Regions from separate parts of the Homo sapiens genome. Here region 2 is linked to region 1. A link is a contact called in ENCODE Hi-C data. All regions are on one chromosome and are shown on one strand. The core of a region is the stretch at or near the end of the contact, and the rest is flanking DNA. Distances in the headings are between cores, read along the strand shown. Region 1 holds the start of CDKN2A-AS1 (CDKN2A antisense RNA 1). Region 2 holds the start of ELAVL2 (ELAV like RNA binding protein 2).

The links. Hi-C counts contacts between places; a loop is a spot of excess contacts on that map. Pooled maps may share reads with other maps.
Region 2: a pooled map shows a loop between it and region 1 (23-fold over the local background). The contact joins the promoter of ELAVL2 here to the promoter of CDKN2A-AS1 in region 1. A Hi-C loop is called at or near these places in 1 of 168 maps with a recorded cell type or tissue (naive thymus-derived CD4-positive, alpha-beta T cell), 5 of 37 single-sample maps with no recorded cell type and 8 of 50 pooled maps.

What each region holds. Positions count from the first base shown.
Region 1 is chr9:21,963,636-21,968,388 of GRCh38, reverse strand. It overlaps CDKN2A-AS1 (CDKN2A antisense RNA 1), which reads right to left and starts at 1,250. Exons shown (of 1, transcript NR_024274.1): 1 at 635-1,250. It overlaps CDKN2A (cyclin dependent kinase inhibitor 2A), which reads left to right. Exons shown (of 3, transcript NM_000077.5): 3 at 147-637. The coding sequence ends at 160.
Region 2 is chr9:23,823,187-23,827,534 of GRCh38, reverse strand. ELAVL2 (ELAV like RNA binding protein 2) reads left to right here and starts at 1,295. Exons shown (of 7, transcript NM_004432.5): 1 at 1,295-1,729. It overlaps LOC105375992 (a long non-coding RNA gene), which reads right to left and starts at 1,107. Exons shown (of 3, transcript XR_929519.3): 1 at 1,018-1,107.

The DNA.
Region 1 (4,753 bases), core at 1-2,500:
GGCGGGTACATGCACGTGAAGCCATTGCGAGAACTTTATCCATAAGTATTTCAATGCCGGTAGGGACGGCAAGAGAGGAGGGCGGGATGTGCCACACATCTTTGACCTCAGGTTTCTAACGCCTGTTTTCTTTCTGCCCTCTGCAGACATCCCCGATTGAAAGAACCAGAGAGGCTCTGAGAAACCTCGGGAAACTTAGATCATCAGTCACCGAAGGTCCTACAGGGCCACAACTGCCCCCGCCACAACCCACCCCGCTTTCGTAGTTTTCATTTAGAAAATAGAGCTTTTAAAAATGTCCTGCCTTTTAACGTAGATATATGCCTTCCCCCACTACCGTAAATGTCCATTTATATCATTTTTTATATATTCTTATAAAAATGTAAAAAAGAAAAACACCGCTTCTGCCTTTTCACTGTGTTGGAGTTTTCTGGAGTGAGCACTCACGCCCTAAGCGCACATTCATGTGGGCATTTCTTGCGAGCCTCGCAGCCTCCGGAAGCTGTCGACTTCATGACAAGCATTTTGTGAACTAGGGAAGCTCAGGGGGGTTACTGGCTTCTCTTGAGTCACACTGCTAGCAAATGGCAGAACCAAAGCTCAAATAAAAATAAAATAATTTTCATTCATTCACTCATTTATTGTCAACATTTATTGAGCACCTATTACAACAATTTCATCGCATGGAAGACAGCATCGTTTCTGACACTGTTGTTTCATGTATCTCTTAGAAAAACGCTGCTATTAGACATCTAACACTATTTATCTTGAGGTGATAAAATATCAAAAGCCGTGTCTCAAGATCGATGAAATGCGGTTAAAATGATGAATAGAAACTCTAGGGGGACCTCATATCGATAGACTCGAGACTGGCACATCTGGAGATCCGTATTTATCCGGCTTCCCCTTCCAGATCACGCGAGGTTTGGGATATTTTGCTCACCAGGCCTCAGCCAGGTAACTGAATCCAGCCAACCCTGGCCCATAGTCTCGGAATCCGACTCGGCTCCCAGTCCCCGCCTCGGCGTTCTGAGACCCCCAGGCTGGGGTTCCAGAGGGCTGTGAGGTTGCGAATGACTGCTGCCAAACCGGAAGGAACTCTGCGGTTCTCTGCCACAGTGGGATTGTTGCAGGCACGCGGCTCAGACTTCACTGAGGTTGGGAGATGCTCCTGTCCACGCTGCCTCATCCCGTGCTGGAGCACTGCACCTCTATTTTTTTTTTTAGGGTACACGCCACATAACATAAAACTAAAAATTTTAAAGAGTAGAATTCAGTGGCATTTAGTACAATGTTATGCAACCATCACTCCTATCTAGCCCAAAACATTTTCGTCAACTGCATAGGAGGCCCCATTAAGCATACCTGTTAAACTCTTCTTGCCTCCAACTCCTGGCAACTACAAAACTCCTTTTGTCTCTATGGATTTACCTATTCTGAATATTTCTTATAAATGGGATCATACAATATGTGACCTTCCGTGTCTGGCTTCTTTCACCAAGTGTAGTGTTTTGGGGGTTCATTCCTGCTGCAGCATGTATCAGTACCTCATTTCATTTTATGGCTGAATCATATTCCATTGTATGAATATACTGGAAATTGCTCGTCTACTCATCCAGTGATGAACATCGAGTTGTTTTTTGGCTTAAAATTATTCATAGTGTTCTCATATAAATATAAATATGTAATTATTATTTTTATCCATATTTATTACATTATTTATATTTTTATATTTTTATTGTATTATAATAATTTTATAATATTATACTATGATAATATAACAGACTGACTCCTATGGTCTGTCAGTGTGCTCTTCCACTGGCGTGCTCCCTTCCGCTGGGGTGCCCCGCTCCACGTCCAGTTCCTCCGATGAGTTCCTCTGGACATAGAGCCGCTTGTGTGTCTGCCTGCTAGGGTCTCAGGGTTTTCATAGGCAAAGGATGGGGGCGTGGCGGGACAGGGTGGTCTTGGGATATGCAACATTTGGGCGTGAAGGAAGGAGTGCCTGTCCTCACCTAGGTCCAGTGGGCACAGGCCCAGGGGAGGGCCCTTACCAGGGACCCGCCTTTGTCTACCCAACACTTCCCTGCCCCTCTTCTCTATCATTGCGTTTCAGTTACCTTTGCCTTGGTTCAGCACTCACTTGGTTGCTGTAAAACTTTCTTACTGTTTCCCAGAGTTCCCACGAAGTCAATTCTGGCAGCTTTTGCTTATTTTTCTGTGTTTCTATATAGGAATGGGCCCTGCGAGCTCACTACTGTGCCACTTTTGCTATTATCTTTTGTTGTTGTTGTTGTTCAATTTGTTTTGTTTTAGGGCAGGATGGTCAAATGCTTATGATGTGCCAATTTCCTGCCTCCATATATCTCCTGTGCCTGGTACGCAGTGCCCATGCCCGGCATCCTCACTTTCTGGGCATCTGTCTGTCAACATTTCTCTGAAGCTCGCTAGCTCTACCACTCAGCTGTCCCCCTGAAAATTTTCTCCACCTTCCCCCGCAGCTGTAGGAAGCTCACCTTCCTCCTTACCCTTCCTCAACCCCACTCCTGTTCTCTCCCTTTTTCCCCCTTCCACCCCCATTTCCCCGACTTCTGCTGGGGGTGGGAGGGATAACCGATTCACAGACATTCCCCTCCCCCTCGCCGCTTCTCGGGAGATTGCTGGTTCGCAGTCCTACGCTCCACTCGCCAGCAGGCTCCGCTGTGGTGTGAGCACCTCCGGGAGCGCAAAGGCGTCCGCTTTGAGGCACTGGGCCTCGGGCCAGGCAGAGGCTATCTCCGGGACCCTTTTATGGAGATCTGCTGTTAAAGCCCACGCGTGTTTCCCGAGCACACTGAGCACACGCATACTGGGCCTGACGACTCCAGGGAGGGACCTGCTCCGGAACCGCGGACTAGACCCGGGTCCCAGAACTACCCGTGGAGGAGGCCGCAGTAACCTCCGAAGCAGGCTGAGAGACTCGGGTGGGCTTTCTCCAGTGAAAAAAAAGAAGCCAGAGGGGAAGGGTAGATGGAGCAGGAAAGAAGGACGGATTCTAAGCATGGCTGTTCGAGGCCCTGAGGCTGCAGAACTGACTGCGGGACTGCGGTTTGGAGGCGGGGACTTTCCAAAACCACGGACGAAAGAAACCTCCCAACCAACCGATTAAGCACGGGGGCTGTGGAGCAGAAGGGCAATAAAAGGCCCTGCCCACCGAAACCTGTAAAAGTTTCCTTTGTAAGCACGCGTCACGAGCGCGGGTGACGAGGCCCAGGCGCGCCCGGGTGCGGCGACCTCGGAGCCCGCGGGACGGGAGAGCAGCCCTTCCTTTGGCCGGGCCTCCAGCACCAAAACTGGCTGGGATCCTTCCTGGGGCCCACGCCAGTGCCACACCCCAAGTACTCTGGATGCAGGCCAGGTGGGAGGGTCTTCACCTCCACCTCCTTCCAGATCTCACGTGTCTCATTTACGTAATAAAGTTCAGGAAATAGCAGAAAACAACTTTTTTTTTTTTTTTTTTTTTTTTGAGACGGAGTCTTTCTCTGTCGCCCAGGCTGGAGTGCAGTGGTGCGATCTCGGCTCACTGCAACCTCCGCCTCCCGGGTGCAAGCGATTCTCCTGCCTCAGCCTCCTCAGTAGCTGAGATTACAGGCGCCCGCCACAACACCTTTTTAGTAGAGACGGATTTTCACCATTTTGGCCAGGCTGATCTCGAACTCCTGACCTCAAGTGGTCCGCCCTCCTCGACCTCCCAAAGTGTTGGGATTACAGGCCTTAGCCACCGTGCCGGTCCAGAAAAGCACATTTAAAAACTACAGATTGATATCCTTGTTGGGCATTGATGCTAAAATCCTTAACAAAATACTAGCTAACAGAATCCAACAACATATCAAAAAATAATCCACCATGACATGATCAAGTGGGTTTCATACCAGGAATGTAGGGATGATTTAACATATGTGATACACCACGAAAACAGAATTAAAAACAAAACATCACATGATCATCTCAATAGATGCAGAAAAAGCATTTGACAAAATTCAGCATCCTGTTATGATTAAAACTCTCAGCAAAATTGGCATACAAGGGACATACCTTAATGTAATAAAAGCCATCTATGAAAACCCACAGCCAACATAATACTGAATGGGAAAAGTTGAAAGCATTTCCTCTGAAAACTGGAACAAGGATGCCCACTCTCACCACTCCTCTTCAACATAGTACTGGAAGTTCTAGCCAGAGCAATCAGATGAGAGAGAAAAATAAAAAGGGTATCCAAATCAGTAAAAAGGAAGTCAAACTGTCACTGTTTGCTGATGATATGATCGTTTACCTTGAAAACCCTAAGGACTCCTCCAGAAAGCTACTAGAATTGATAAAAGAATTCAGCAAAGTTTCTGGATACAAGATTAGTGTATACAAATCAGTAGCTCTTCTATACACAAACAGCGACCAAGCAGAAAATCAAATCAAGAACTTAACCCCTTTTACAGTAGCGGCAAAAAAAAAAAAAAAAAAATCAAATCAAATCAAATACTTAGGAATATGCCTTACCAGGGAGTCAAAAGACCTCTACAAGAAAAACTACAAAACACTGCTGAAACAAATAATAGACAACATACAAATGGAAACATATCCCATGCTCATGGATGAGCAGAATCAATATTGTGAAAATGACCATACCGCCAAAAAAATCTACAAATTCAATGCAATCCCCATCAAAATACCACCATCATTCTTCACAGAATTAGAAAAAACAATTCTAAAATTCATA
Region 2 (4,348 bases), core at 46-2,545, 1.9 Mb before region 1:
TCTGGTAAGAATGGTAAAAACTGTCTAGGAAGTTGGTGCTATCTTTCAAGATTGAAAAGAGAAATGCTGGCTGGAAAAGAACGTAGGTCAAATGAATATTGTGTCTACTTATACATCCAGACGATCCTGAGGACCTCACTTTCACTTAGAGGAAGAAACAATTATCATGCATAAAACTGTATTTTGGTCTCCTGAATGCTGTTAAAATATGGGGTTGTAATAAAGTAGTCTTCCTCTATGAAGCAGAAGCATTGATAGCACTTGGTCTTCTGGTTAAACTTCTTAAATCCTCACAGAAAGAGCCCTGATAAAGGTTCAACTATCTTTGCTGTCAGCAATACATGTGTGGTCCAAGGACTGTACCTGTCTGCAAATGCAGAGGAGTGGCTTGTTCCAGTTTTATATACAGCTGCTCTTTTTGAGAATCATTAGACACCTCGAAGTGAAGGACCTTAGCTCTACTCAATACCTCTTTTTCTGGATAGGATATTTATCCTACACTTTTCTATTCTAACATGAAGTGAAAGCCAATTCAAACCGTGCAGCTTTATTTGAGAGCATTTCTGACTTCATCTTTATCTTAAAAGGATGCTTTAAAAAGGGGTTCATGGGGACACATAAATCTGAAATATGCGTATATTAAAATAAAGACATACAATTACCTAACATCTAATACAAAATACAGTACTGAACACAAATCGAAAAAAGGCATGCGGGCAAATAATGGATGTACATTCATCCCTTTCACTCAGATCAAAGAGAGGGAGCTCTCAATGACTCATACATACCGGACAGAGTTAAATGTTATAAAGAAATATGCCACAGATGCAGCAGTGATGGCAAAGGAAATGAATCTTTCTGAAGCAGAAAGATTTAAGAGGAAAGGAGATCGTGCCATATCGCAAACTCTGATAGTACAGTTCCAACCCTCCCACGTTGCTCTCTCCACATTTCTTTTTGCTTCTTGCATTTCCCTTCGCCGCCAGTGTTAAGAGTGTACCTCCCCGCACAACTTACCTTGAAACGGGACTCCATTGAGCTCTCGAGAGTGACACAAGCCCATAGCCAATCGTCTCACGCGGCCCCGCCTGGGCGGCCTCAATGGAAGCGTGTGGACCAATCAGGATCCTGGGGCGATGAGCAAGTTACGTTGTGGCGCGATTCGGCGTATACTTCCGCGCGTGCTGCCCGGGATAGGAGCCTGGCAGAGCAGCTGCACACACGGCAGTGCGGAGGCAGAGAAGGGGTTGGTGATACGGTGCTATAAATCTGTGGTCCAGTCCACCTCCCTTTTAAGACGTCCTCCCCCCTATTTCTGTTCTTAGTTAGAGATGCAGCAGCTTACTCCTGTAGCGACCTACTAAAAAGCAACAAGGAGAAAGACATCGTCTTTTTGAAAAAACGTTCTTTCGTCTCTTTTCTTTGTTCCTTGGTTTGTTTTTCTTGCCCCTTTTTGTTTAGTTGAACGGCAATAGGAGGGTAGTCTCTCCGTCTTTTTAAACTCTTTTTTAAGTTTCCCCTCCCCTTTCATATTTTTTTTCGCCATTTCTTTTAGCATTGGACTTTGGGGTCGAAAGCGTTTCTTTTTATTTGCTTCTTTTAAGCCGAGCACAGTTTAGGTTTCGTGCTGTCTTAAGAGAACTATCCAGCAGCTTCTTGCTCATCCTTATTGGGAGAACTGCACCGTTACTTTAAAAACACACATACACAAAAACCTTAAGGGAGAAAGGTAAGTTTCGGTTTGGTTTCTTTAATCATTAGTTGCAGCGATGCGCTGGCAAACCCAGAAAACCTGTAAGTGAGCGGAATACAGAATATGAAGTTAATTGCACATGTTTGTCTCATTTCAAAGCTACTGTTCTGCTTTTTTAATTTTAAAGAGCTAGACTAAAAGACGGTGGACGCATGCTTAGCGTACTGAATATTCGTAAATGTCCATGGCAGAAACTTAAGTGGTAAATGTGGCCAGGGGGGAGTAGGGGTACAATGGGAGGTTAGATGTGGAGTGAGCTTCAAGATTGAGATCGGAAGTTCATTTCGTGGGGAGAGAGTGATAACTTGGGTGTTGGGGATGCATGCCTCTACTTTGGCTCAGCAACGGAAGGACGGGAGAGGCTTTACAATCATTAAGGGGAATCAGAAGCCTGGACTGGCAGATTAGACCAGCGAAAACCACAGGCTTAATTGCATTAACCAGATAGCATGTGCTGGGGAGATGGGATTGCCAGATGGAATTTAGATGCTGCACCAGGCAGCGAGTTGTAGTTGACTGAAAAAAGTACATGCCGCCTGAGGGCTGGGGCTGGGGCTGGGCTGAGGCTAGGGTTGTTAGAAGCTGTCAGAACTCATCATTGTATGCGGGCTCTGATTCACGGACTCCAATTATCATAATTCAGTTTTAAAAGAAGATAGCCAATTTGGGGCTGAATTCTTAAGCCTGTACCGGATATGAGATTCCCTTTGTTCAGAAAAGCGTAAATAAGATCCTTGGAGCTGTGTCTATGAAGTGCCGGCTGCTTGGGAGCCTCGCTGTGCTGGGCGCTGGGAAGTGGATTCCAAGCCCTGTCCTTGGTCCTACGCGGCTGACTTCGCCTTCGGGGAGAGGGGGAACCCCTCTGCAGCCGCGAGGCTTCGCAGCCACCCCAGGAGCCAACTCGGCCACGTAGCCCTCACCCCCTCCTTACCGCCCCCACTTCCTCGAATAGCTATTGTTAAATTGACGCCAGGAGAAAGATGGTTGGGGATGACAAGCTGGGCAGATAGGCACACGCTTCATTTTAACTTTTGTGATTTCTCAGGGTTTAGGAGAAATCATTTGGCTTTCTACTGCCAAAGAGAGGATCCAGGGTAGATGTGGGAAAGGGGGAGGATGTTCGTGGGCCGGGGAGGGCGGAAGGGGTGGTGGTGGTGGAACAAGCTGCTGGCTTTCCTAAGAGAAGTTTAAATTATTGGCACGAGGGGGTGTGGGTGAGTGTGTGCGTGAGAGCGCTCATGTGGTGCTCGAGAGGCAGAGGATGGGAAAAAGCTACAAAGCCGGCTGGGGTTAACGTCTCGTTGCTCCTCACCCCACCCACTCTACCGGCTGGGAAAGCCAGCGCACCGTCAGCCTCCCGGACTGGACTCTGCGAAGGGCGGTGGGGGCTAGGGATGGCAAGGTGGCAGTGCCCACCACTGGAGCTCCGCGGCGGACGAGACCTCGCGTGGCCATTGTTGCTTAATTTATGCCCAGCACGTTGCTACGTACCCACCTATTTCACGTCTGTACAGAATTAATACGAAAGCTATACAACTGTGACAAATTGGAGGTTGGATAAGTTCCCCGTTTCCCATTTTCAAGTACCGGTTAGCAAAACTGATGGCGAGACTGGGTATTTTCTCGTAATTACCGGCTGCAGGTCTGGTTTTATTATGGCGAGGGTGAGAGAAATAGCCAACCATTTAGTATTTACTGTTAACACTGCTGGACAGGGATGGAGGTCTCTGTACTTTCTCCCCGAAATGCACGGATTCTGTCCCTTCCCCCTCTCATGTACAAACACTCCAGTTGGTTAAGATTCTAAACCTTCAGCCGTTCTCCGCACCCCTATTTATTATACCCATCCTCTGGGGGTGGGAGGGAGATTAATGTTTTATTTCCCAGGCCTACACTATTAACTGCAACCTATAAAACGTAGACTTACAATGAAAATTTTTAGAAAGTACACAGCAGACAATAGTAACTAAAGAAATTATTTTCCAAATTGAAAATCAGTTTCTAAAGGTCAGAAAAAGGGTGTTCGTGTTTTGGGGAACAGAAGGGTAGGAAATGTGTTTGGGCCTTAAGACTTCCTTGTAAAATGGCTTCTTAAATGGGACATCTGAAAGATTTGTCAGACTATGAACAGATAAGCCCGCAAAAAAATATGTTGAGAGTTTCGAAGTTGTTATGGGGTTAACATTTTATTTTTTAACTCTCGCCCTTACTTATTGCTGTCATTGCCTGAATGTGTCTTACAGCAGGCACTTCTTCCCCGTTCCCTCTTTTAACCAAGTGCTTGGGCACCCCGCTTCATAAAGCTAACCTGTTCTGGAGCTCTTCACAAAAAACGCTACGGTTGTAGGAAGAAGTGGTTTGGAAGACTTGGGGAACTCTTCTGAGAGCTCTCCCATAATTTAGTCAGCGTCAGGAAGTAGGGCGTAGGGCATTCTAAGAGTTTTAGGTTTGGATTGACAAATTAAGTAGGCCCATTTTCGCCTAACGTTTTGGAAATAGGCATTTTTAGCAATCCCGCGTGCCTGGGATGAGAATATTATAATTAACTATTTACTGAGAGGTCAAAGAGGCGCAGGCGCTTTGAGCAGTTTTCCC